2 separate regions of the Homo sapiens genome follow, and region 2 is linked to region 1. Evidence: chromatin loops called from intact Hi-C (ENCODE). Cell type or tissue: gastrocnemius medialis. All regions are shown on one strand. Each heading gives the region's core, and the rest is flanking DNA. Links, peaks and the distances in the headings are about the cores only. Region 1 overlaps PFKFB2 (6-phosphofructo-2-kinase/fructose-2,6-biphosphatase 2). Region 2 holds the start of LOC148696 (a long non-coding RNA gene).

The links. Peaks named below come from ENCODE experiments on the same cell type or tissue, not always from the same donor. Only the 100,000 strongest peaks of a DNase experiment are listed, where the experiment ranks them.
Region 2: a loop joins it to region 1, with 8 times the contacts of the local background. A loop is called at or near these places in 2 of 110 quality-filtered maps.

What each region holds. Positions count from the first base shown.
Region 1 is chr1:207,057,116-207,062,488 of GRCh38, forward strand. It overlaps PFKFB2 (6-phosphofructo-2-kinase/fructose-2,6-biphosphatase 2), which reads left to right. Exons shown (of 15, transcript NM_006212.2): 3 at 4,838-4,963. Among named protein-coding and RNA genes, the nearest start is that of PFKFB2, 6.5 kb to the left of the region's middle. In gastrocnemius medialis, for the core only: a CTCF peak has its summit at 2,593; DNase peaks (open chromatin) are centred at 1,326, 1,906 and 3,113; H3K27ac peaks cover 4,820 bases.
Region 2 is chr1:207,815,897-207,821,269 of GRCh38, forward strand. MIR29B2CHG (MIR29B2 and MIR29C host gene) reads right to left here. Exons shown (of 6, transcript NR_135299.1): 2 at 3,066-3,250; 3 at 1,343-1,518; 4 at 33-184. LOC148696 (a long non-coding RNA gene) reads left to right here and starts at 2,483. Exons shown (of 1, transcript NR_026817.1): 1 at 2,483-5,373. RefSeq lists a silencer at 3,068-3,362. In gastrocnemius medialis, for the core only: no CTCF peak of the experiment used is centred there; DNase peaks (open chromatin) are centred at 610, 945, 2,075, 3,245 and 1 weaker place; H3K4me3 peaks cover 4,783 bases; H3K27ac peaks cover 5,000 bases.

The DNA.
Region 1 (5,373 bases), core at 235-5,234:
TTACGGTGCTCAGAGGACTGGTTTCAGGGCTTATGAAAGCAGAAATGGAGGGCCGGGTGTGGTGGCTCACGCCTGTAATCCCAGCACTTTGGGAGGCCGAGGAGGGTGGATCATGAGGTCAGGAGATCAAGACCATCCTGGCTAACATGGTGAAACCCCGTCTCTACTAAAAATACAAAAAAACTACAAAAAAAAAAAAAAAAAAAAAAAAAACTAGCCGGGCATGGTGGCGGGCGCCTGTAGTCCCAGCTACTCGGGAAGCTGAGGCAGGAGAATGGCTTGAACCCGGGAGGCGGAGCTTGCAGTGAGCCGAGATCGCGCCACTGCACTACAGCCTGGGTGACAAAGTGAGACTCCATCTCAGGGGGAAAAAAAAAAAGCAGAAATGGAGAAATCTACATGCTTTTTTTTTTTCTTTTTAATTTTTTTTTTTGAGTAGTTCTGGAACAGACAAATTCTTCCATGTACCTTTCCCTAAATACAAAAGCAATGTATGTTCATAAAAAATTCAAACTACAGAAAGGATTTAGAAAGCGAAAAGTAAAAGACTCCTGTTTCTTCCAAATTTGATTCTTTTAGACATCTTATTCTGGTATATCCTATTAATAAAGGTAGGTTCATATTGTTCATATTCTGTTCAGCTGCCATTTCCTTTTTTATTTTTTTAAATAAGTTACTGTCTTGTGGACATCCTTTTAATGTTGATAAATGCAGATTTACCTCATTCTGCATTGTATGGATATGCCAGCTTTCCACGGATAGGTATTTAAATTGTTTCCAGTTTTTCATCATCACAAAGAGTGCTGCAGTGACCATTCTTACACGTACACCTTTGCACATTTGTGACAGCAACTTTTCCTACAGAAATAATAGAAAAGATAGACACATTGGAAATGTTCATCAGTATTACTAATTTGCTCTCCTAAGAAGTTCTATATTGTAAGCTGTTTTCAATATTTTAAGATATTTGATGGAAATTGGGCAGCATCAACTATAGCCATAGTGGTTAACTGAAACATCAGCTTTCTTAGTGTTTGACCGTAGTTATACGAACTTGGTTATTTCATGCCTGTCAACTGGCAGGAGATAATCAGCAGTTCTGACTTCTGATGAATAAAGATAAAATGTCACTAATGAAACATGCTTTATGGGCAGCATATTTCTAAATATTAGGCCTCTTTAGAGCCAATAAAAGAAGACGTCCTGGGTCCTGAAAAGGCTGGGAACCATTGCTCTCCTAGACCATCCTTCAGGATTAGAATGGAGAGCAAGTTGTGTTTACCGTGAGGGAACCTTTGTCAAGTGCTGACATGAGGCACAGGAGCTGGCAGCTGGGACTGAATGGGCAGTCATGAGATCAGGAGACTGGTCAGAACCCTGACCTTGACTGTCTATTGTGGGACCATGGGCAAAGCTCTTAATTTCTCCAGGCTTGAGTTTTTCCATTTACACGAGGGAAGTTATCAAGTCCTCATTTTTTTTGTAAATCTTTTTTTTAAAATACATTTATTTATTTATTTTGAGACCGGGTTATGAGACTGGCTAATTTTTATATTTTTAGTAGAGATAGTGTTTCACCATGTTGCCAAGGCTGGTCTCAAACTCCTGGGTTCAGGCGATCCACCCAACTTGGCCTCCCAAAGTGAGGATTACAGGCATAAGCCACTGCGCCCAGCCTCAAGTCTTCATTTTATCTAAGCAAGTTTATGAAAGGAAAATGAGTTTAAGTTTAAGAAAAGGAGTTGAACCTGGCTTAAAGAAGGTGGAAGAGAATTTCAGGATTGAAACAGTTTTCCATTGTCTATCAAGAGATGGGTTACATTGTCTCTGAAATTAATCAGGTGGCAGTGGCAGGTGGTTTTGTTTTTTAACAGGCAGGACAGAATGTTCCTACTTTTGCCAGTGTGGTAATTTGAGATAGGAAGTGTGGTTTAGTTTTGTACTCCAGAAAATGAGAAGCCCTGGTTGTAGCAGGTGTGCTTAAGTGTATTCTGGACAGAGGCGAGAGGTGCGTTGCTGGAGGGCTCTTGGGAGGTCCCAGTGGATGCAGTTTTTTGTTGTTGTTGTTCTTAGCATTCTCTGTCCACATGGGTAAACAAGAGCAGCTGGTTCCCTGGTTGCCTTCAGAGCAGCTCCCAAGTATCAGTTCATTTTAAACTTTAGGGAGGGTAATAGGACCTTCGGGGGAAGTGCCTAATGGGCTGGAAGGTGCGGACAAAGCAGGCCTAGAAGTGCAGGTAATGAGCCAAATCATGGGGGATTGAGAGCAGGCATTGAGCCGAGCTGGAGAAAGTGAAGACTCAGGGGATTTTACTACTTAAACCTGAGACAGCTGATCCCATGCAGAGGCTATCTGCTTGTTAGGGGCCAGTGATCAGGGATTAATGCCAGCTGAGGCTTCAGGGTACAGTTTGCTTGCCTTTAAGCTCCCTATTTGAACACAGATGAAAATCACTTATGTTGCTCCTTTACCTACCTTGGAGGGGCTCCTGCTGAGACTCAGGAATTTTCCATGTGTGCAGTGGGTAAAGGACTAAAAGCCAAGCCCTCTGACCCCAGGTCTGGGCCTCCATTTCTCCCTCCTCACCACTAGGGTCACTCTGAGTACTTCTTGCCAAACACCCTTAGGAAACTTTTCCTTCCGAGGGTGGTTCTCTACCTGGGCCCCTCCTCCCACTTCTCCATTGAGATCTTTCTACATTTATTTCTCAAAAAATGAAAGTCATATTTCCCATCCAAGTACCTCCATTTTACAGAACTGTTTCTTAATCTTACAAGGTCCCTTAGTACCAGGCAGAGGGGCAGCCGCAACTTGCAGGGCACCTTCTGGGAAGCAGTGGTGGGAAGTGGGAGGTGAAGGTGTTTCTTCCTTTTTCCCCCATCCTGTGCAGGGCCTTCCCTCATTGGAGCCGGCAGAGCCTGAGCTATCCCAGATGACCTCAGTGTGGTTTTTGGCCCCGGGACAGTGGCTGGCAGCAGTTCAGGTCCTTCTCCCACCTCTCCTCTGCAGCAAGATGGGCCGGGAGGAGCCAGCCCCTGTGAGCAAAGTGATGAGGAACCTCTTTTTATGGAGAAAAGCTGCAAGGAAGCACAAGATCTGTGTTCTAGTGCCAGCTGTACCCTTGACTCATTATGTGTCCCTAGACAAGTCACCTGTCCCCTGAACATGTAGTTTGCCCTGCCTGTCCAGTGAGACTTATCTCTGCAAATGAGCATTCCTGAAGTAAGTTAATTTACTAAGGAAGGGTAGACTGAGGACTGTTAATGCTTCTCAATTGTCTTGCTTTTACGTGGGCCATGGTGGCAGATTGGCCCTGATGCCCTTTGTGGGCTGGCTCTACCCTGAAGCTTCCTGAGGTCTATTCAGAATGTGTATCAAGTAAGCTTTGCCAACTCAATCTCACTATGGTTTAGAAATTCTGGCTTAAAGAGGAGCTCATGACCTGAGTGAAAAGGCCAAAACAGCTTGAGGCAGGGCTTTTTGCAGTGGGCAAGCTAATTCTTGCCCATGGTTCTGAAGGGATGAGTGGGATCCTGGAGACAGAAACTCTGTTGGACCTATTATAGGAGCCAGCTCAGTTCTGCACTGGTAGAATCTCCAAGCATTAGACCTTCCTTCACAGCTCTGTCATTTTTATATTTCTAGGCATTCTTATGTTAAGGATGATGTCATTGTTACTTTTCTTTCTTTCTTTCTTTTTTTGAGACGAAGTCTTGCTCTGTCGCCCAGGCTGGAGTGCAGTGACGGGATCATGGCTCACTGCAACCTTGAACTCCTGAGCTCAAGCAATCCTCCTGAGTAGCTGGGACTATAGGTGCACACTCCCACATCTGGCTAAGTTAAATATATATATCTATATATCTATATATCTATATATATCTATATCTTAAATATTATATATTTAAGATATATATAAATATCTTAAATATATATATTTTATATATATCTTTATATATATCTTTATATATCTTTATATATATCTTTATATATATCTATATATCTTTATATATATCTTTATATATATCTTTATATATATTTATATATATCTTTATATATATATATATATATATATATATATATATATATTTTAAGAGACAAGGGTCTCTCTATGTTGCCCAGGCTTATCTTGAACTCCTGGCCTCAAGTGATCCTCCCACCTCATTCTCCCAAATTGATGGGATTACAGGCATGAGCTGTCATGTCTGGCTGCAGCATGGTTATTTTCTTTCTTAGCCTTGCTACTTTTTTCCTCTTTCCACCTTGGGTACTGCAGTGAAGACCTCAGACATGTGGGAAAGACGTATCTTGGTTTGGGCATTTTCTGGAAGCCTGCATAACCTTTTAACTCTATTTCAGGAGGCCTGCCTGATATCTCCTTATTTGTCTTCCCAGACTTGCTGAACCTTTGCTCCACAGGTTTATGAAGATAAAATGAGATTATGACTATGAAGTTCGTAGCTCAGTGTATAAACCTTACTAGACCCCAGCGGGGCTGGGCGCCTCACGCCTGTAATCCCAGCACTTTGGGAGGCTGAGGTGGGTGGATCATGAGGTCAAGAAATTGAGACCATCCTGGCCAACATGGTGAAACCCCATCTCTACTGAAAATACAAAAATTAGCTGGGCATGGTGGAGGGCGCCTGTAGTCCCAGGTATTCGGAAGGCTGAGGCGGGAGAATCACTTGAACCTGGGAGGCGGAGGTTGCAATGAGCTGAGATCACGCCACTGTACTCCAGCCTGGTGACAGAGTGAGACTCCGTCTCAAAAAAACAAACACCAAAAAACCTTACTAGGACTCTAGTCATTTCGTTTTATTTTGTTTCATTTCCTTCTAGCATGGGCCTCCTACATGACCAACTCCCCGACTCTGATCGTTATGATTGGTTTGCCAGCCCGGGGTAAAACCTACGTGTCCAAGAAACTAACACGCTACCTCAACTGGATTGGAGTCCCCACCAAAGGTAAGTGTGGCTCATTCCCTAGGAAAGACAATTATTAGTTCCTGGGCCTCACAGGTCTCTGGGAGACTTATTCTTCCTGGCATCAATGCTATAGGGTGCTTTTGGCAGAAATAGCAGTTGCTTTCTGGTTTACTGGAGTTATTCTCTATTCCCAGACTTGTCTCCTCCTGGCGTGGGTGGATTGGCCTAGTTTTGAGGGAATGCCTTTGATAGGACTGTTAAGATTTAGATGAGCATAGGGCTGTACCTTTTCAGAAGCCTTACATGGACATCATCTTATATAACCCTAGCAGTGTCTCTGTGAAATAGACAGAGTGGCTGAGGAAATTGAAACCTCAGACAGCTTAAGACTTGTCCAAGGTCTAGAAAGTCAGGGCTTGAACCCAACTCTTTTGACTCTTAATCTGATA
Region 2 (5,373 bases), core at 56-5,055, 760 kb after region 1:
AGGCTGGAGGGAGCAGCCCACACTGGACTTACCTGGGAGGCAGAGAGCGGTTAAATCCTATTTCCTTGCTGCATCCAGTTTCCAGTAAGCAGCCTGGTGATGATTCACTGACAAGACTGGGGTCATGTCGCATCAGTCAGCACTTGTGGTCACAAAACCACAAAAATTGGTGGCTCAACAGCACCTATGAGAGGAAAGAGGGGAATATCCAACCCACCCTGCCCTGAACCAGCCAACACAACATGCTCACCCACCACCAAAACTCCTCCAGAGGACAGCTGAGCCCTCTCTGCCCAACTGGAGCCAGATCTCCAGAAACCCCAAATGGGTAAGGATGAAGAGTAGACACAGACCCAGGATGCCAGTCACTGTGTTTGCCCTCATATATCCTAAAGAAAATCAAAGGGAGGAGGAAGTGGTGGAGGAAGGCAGGGAATGCAAGAGGTCCGAAAGAAGGAAGAGAGAGGTCAAAAGACATCCTTAGGCAAAGCATGGCAAACAGGAAACCAGGAAGAGAAAGCGGAGGCAGGGCTCAACTGTACCCTCAGCCATGTCACATGCCCCTAGCTTCTCTCCCTCTAAGCTCAATATCCATCGCAGAGCTATTAGCCCTTCCTGGCCCTCATCCCACATCAGCACCTTCATCTAGCACGACCTTTCAATCTATCAGCATCTGCAATACAGGAGGAAAGTAAGCAGCCCTGAACCAGACAGACAGACACACACACACACACACACACACACACACACACACACACACACACCCCTTCCCAGAATAAAAGGCCCTTGGAGATGGCTCATGCTCTCTAGGTTCTGGTTCTCTGATAGAAGTGCTCCACTCCCACAGGGGAGGGCAGACACGTCTGATAAGAATTGCTTAGCACAATGCTATATATAGTCTAGGTTCCTACCAGCCTGGAGATGTGGAGCTAGAACTTGGCAGAGAACCATGCTAGGTGCTGGCAAGGACCATCCTCCCACTGCCAGCCAATGGGGAGCCTCACTTCCCGGCTGGGGGCCGTGAGGGCACACAGGGTCCTTCCAGGCAGCCCATTAACACTCCACACTGAGGGACACAGGCTGTTGGCTCCATTTTAGGGAAAATCAACTTCTCCCAAATGTGAGGGGGATGTGTGGGGGCTGAACAGCAAATTCTAGCTTCTCTGCAGCTATCCAGTAGCATGAGAAAATCAATCTAGTCCTCTCTTCTGGAGGACTAAGGGTGGGGTGTGTGGGAGAAGAATGGAGAAGGCATAGCAGGTGGCTGGGCTCAATAAACATCTACCCATTTCTGATGTTCGAAGAAATAAAGGAATGTAAAAGAATGCAGATGAATACTTACTGCAGAGAGCGGGGCTGCCAGGCATCTCCTTTTTTTGTTCCAAATACATGCAAGTGAGCCACTCTATCCGGCAGTATGACGGCTGTCTCCGGCACACTGGCACCATCCTCAGCTGAGCCTGAGTCGCCAAGAGGTTGTCACCCACTCACAGAGCAAGCTGCACTCTCCTGAGTCCTCTATGAGGAAGAAGAGAAAGGAAGATAGGTGGGCTCAGCTCACAGAGCCAACCAAGCAATGAATCCAGCAGATCCCAACCAGGGGCCCATCTGGGTTAGTATGTGGCTCTGGGATGATGACCCTTAGCTGTTGCCCGCCATCCAATGAAAGACGCAAGACAATGTTGGGCAAAATGACATGGGACCTATGTCCTGGAGAAAGGCCAGTAACAGAAGATGCAGGGTCTGATGAAGGAGGGTCTGTTTACCACCTCTTTCAGAAAATGAACCTGAGAGACCACAGAGCTGCCTGAAGCCCGAAATCCAGGCTCTTATCATATACACAGCTTGGGACAAAGAAAATGAGACACGAAAGGTTCCAACGTCCATATACATACAATCTTTTTAGGTCAAGCTGCTCTCTACTCGGGTGCAAAACATGACATGAAGCGGCTGTGTCTGCCTTTGCACTCTGAGTGGGGATGGCTGGCTCCCACCCCCTGCCCTGCTTAACTCTCTCATGTGACCTCGGTCACATCTCCCTGCCCTGCTCTGGCTCCCAAGGCCCAGGAGCCACTCCTACCAGAGATCCCAAATGAGTCACCCTGGGAGGTCCTTGGAGAGAAGAGGAGGTGCTCAGTGACAAATGTCACTGCTAGCATCATCCGCGGGAAAGCATGAGACTGAAAAATAGTACCCAGTGAAAGGAGGGAGGGGGCTGCGGCCAAGTTGTCCCTCATCCTCATAAGCAATTGTTTGTCCCTCTGCCCCACGCTCCAGCAGAGGGGGTAGAGAAGAGAAAGGGGAGGACGGTTTGTCCGCATTCAGTGGCAGTGGAGGTGCATCTTCTCTCTCGGTCGCAAGAAGGTGGGGTGGGGTGGGGCGGGGCGGGGCGGGGCGGGGCGGGGCGGGGCGGGGCGGGGCGGGGCGGGACGGGACGGGACGGGGCGGGACGGGGCGGGGCAGGGCGGGGGGATCACGCGCCTATAGCGCAAAGCTGCGGTATGGAGAAAAGCCTAGAACCCACAGCCGCCATGATGACGCAAACAAAATTAAAAGGGTCAAGAACTCAAGGCCCACTGTTTCACCTAAGAAGAAAAGGAAGAAGATGAAGGGGAGAAGAGAAGCTCTGATTTGGGTCAATATGGAAAGGGGAGGCTGACGCAGGCTGCCCAAGAGCCAGCCTTTAGCTTAGTGACGGTGATGCGGATCCGCCATCTTGAAGCGCCGCCCGGCAGAGGACTCTCAAGACGCCACAGCCCCACCACGGCCACTTCTCCCAAGGTACAGGTGCGCCCGCATTCACTGAGGTCGGCCTGGCCCACCCCTACCCCAAGAAGCGAATCGCCCTTCATTCAAGGCAATGACCAGCAAGACTATCACAAAGAGAACCACGGTGAAAAATCCCAAAGGGCTTTCTGGGCCCTGGGAAGATGTCTGTCATCTGGGACTAGTGGGAAGAACTCAAAAAGTGACCCTATTTGCCAAGCTCATCTAATAACACATACAGCTGTTATTTTCTTTTCAGACTCTAAAATGCAAGGGTTCCCAGAGCCCTGCTGAGTTACCTGGTGTCGCTCCCATCCTGATGCCCGGGCGGTGGCCGCCTTCTCTGTCCAGCCCTCCCTGAAAATGACCCCAGGCTAAGGATCAGCTCAGAGCCCCGAGCTGTTTTTGTAGCTTTCATGTTGACAGAACATCCTGGCCACTCTGCTGAGAGCTCCATCTCCCGGCTCCCGATACACTGAGTCATCTTCCAAAGAGGAAAAAAAACAACAAAGCAGCCGTCACCAGGGTCCCCATTGCCGTCGACTGACGACTCACTGGCTGTCGTCACACTCTGCTCCGCGGCCCCCGAATTGGTAACGAGGGGCTTCAGGGTGCCCAGCTCCCCTCCCGTGGGACTCAGCAGCGTCAGGGAAGCAGGCAGCCACTGCTGAGATTCAGAAAGAAGGGAAACTAACCTGGCATCAAAAGGCTCCCAGGAAAGCTCACTGACCCTCCCTCTGCCGTCACCAGCCCCCACCACTCAGATGCCATGGCATGTTCCTGATGCAGAAGTAAAGGGGTATTTATGGCAGGTGGGGGACAGTACACCTTGCAGGCTTGAAGGGCGTAACGCCTAGGTTACCTCCTCTGCGCCCCTGCTGTGATACCACTTAGGGCACAGGAGCTCCTGTCTCCCCCATTTCTTCTCTAGCCCCCTGCTATGCTCCCATTTTAAGTCCCTGATAAACCACTGGGTAGGGATGGGAACCTATTTGCTGCCAATATATTAGGCATTTCTGTATAACAGTTGTAGTAGCTCCATCTCACTGAAAACTTAAATCATATGACTTGTCTAAAGTCACTCAGCTAAGAAGAAGGATCACAATGAAAACCTAGGTCTGTTCAAGTCCAGTGTCTCTGCTCCCTGCTCTCTAATTCTGGAGCTTATTCTGGCTTTGAAGATGCTGTATCCCACTCCACCTCTCCCTCCTCTTGTACGAGGAAGGCAACCAGGATAACTGAGTCAGTTAATCCATCAATTTCAGCTACAAGAAAAAAGCCATCATCTTGAGTGAACCTGACCACAAAGGAAGAGGAGAAAGTTAATGACAGTGTCAAGGAACAGCTGAGGGACCCAGACCATGGACACAAGATTGACCACCCAAACTCCCTCAGAGCATTAGGGACTTACAAAATTCCTTAAATAGACAAATTTTGGGGATCTACTTCATAACAGCCATCTTGTAAACACCAGTAATTCAGAGAGGAAAAATGTAAAGGCTTTGGAAGACCAGGGCTCTAGTCATGACCAGGCCACTTACTAGACATGGGATGCTCCCCACAGGGCTGTGGAAAGGAGTAAATGAAGTAACTGCAGGGAAAGTGTATAACATGGTATCTGTCAAACAGAAGGCACCAAATAGGTATTTGTTTTCCTTCTCCTTTCTCTAGCCTCCCTCCTGGAGCTCCCAATCTGATAGGTGACATAAGACTTATACACAAATAATCATAACACAACAAAAGTACCATAAAAAGGGACAGACTGTATGGAAGTTTGGCTGAAAGGGCAGGGGTGGTTATGAGAACTGCTTCTTGCCAAGGAAATCAGGAGAGGTCCACGGAGAAAGTGAGACTGCCACAGGTGGATGCAGAGGAGAAGAGGCATGGAAAACATCACTGGTGAAAACAGATAGGAAAAGGAAGTTGCCTGGTTTTGTTGGAACCTATGGTCCACCAAAAGAAACTGAGAGAGGTAAGACTGTACAGGAAACCTAAGGCCAGTTACGGCCAGCATTGAGCATCACGCTAAAGGGAAGGAATTTTACTCTGGGAATTATGAGAAACCATTTTAAGTTTCTGAGCAAGAAAGACAAGATGGCCGCTGCACGCAGAAGGGCCTGGAGAGAGGGGGAACGGGCAGCGGGGAGCCTCACAAGAGGACTACAGCTGGAACCATGGCACTGGCAGGGGGCATGGAGGAGAAAGAGAAGAAAAACAGTAAGCAGGCAGGACCATCCGAACAGATCCTCAAAGCTGCCATGGACCTCACTTCCCTGTCCCCACAGGGAGGCTGCTGGAGACAGAGCCTATTTGGGGAACACAAACCACGGGTCTGACACGTCTGAGATGAGCTGCCGAGCCTCTGCCTCCACTCTCATTCAGACACTCAGCTTTTCCGAACTACTCCAAGCACCAGGCTGATGAGGACATGGGAAACCCACGCTCTGGCAAAGCCGGGCCCAGGTGTTGAACCCCTACCCAGACGCCTTCCACCTGAATCCCCACCCAGGACTGTGTCCAAGGGTGGGACTAGGCGGCTCTGCCCCTAGAGCCACCTTCATTGCGGCAGCCACCACTGTGCCTGCCTCTGCTGTGCTTTTGCCCCCC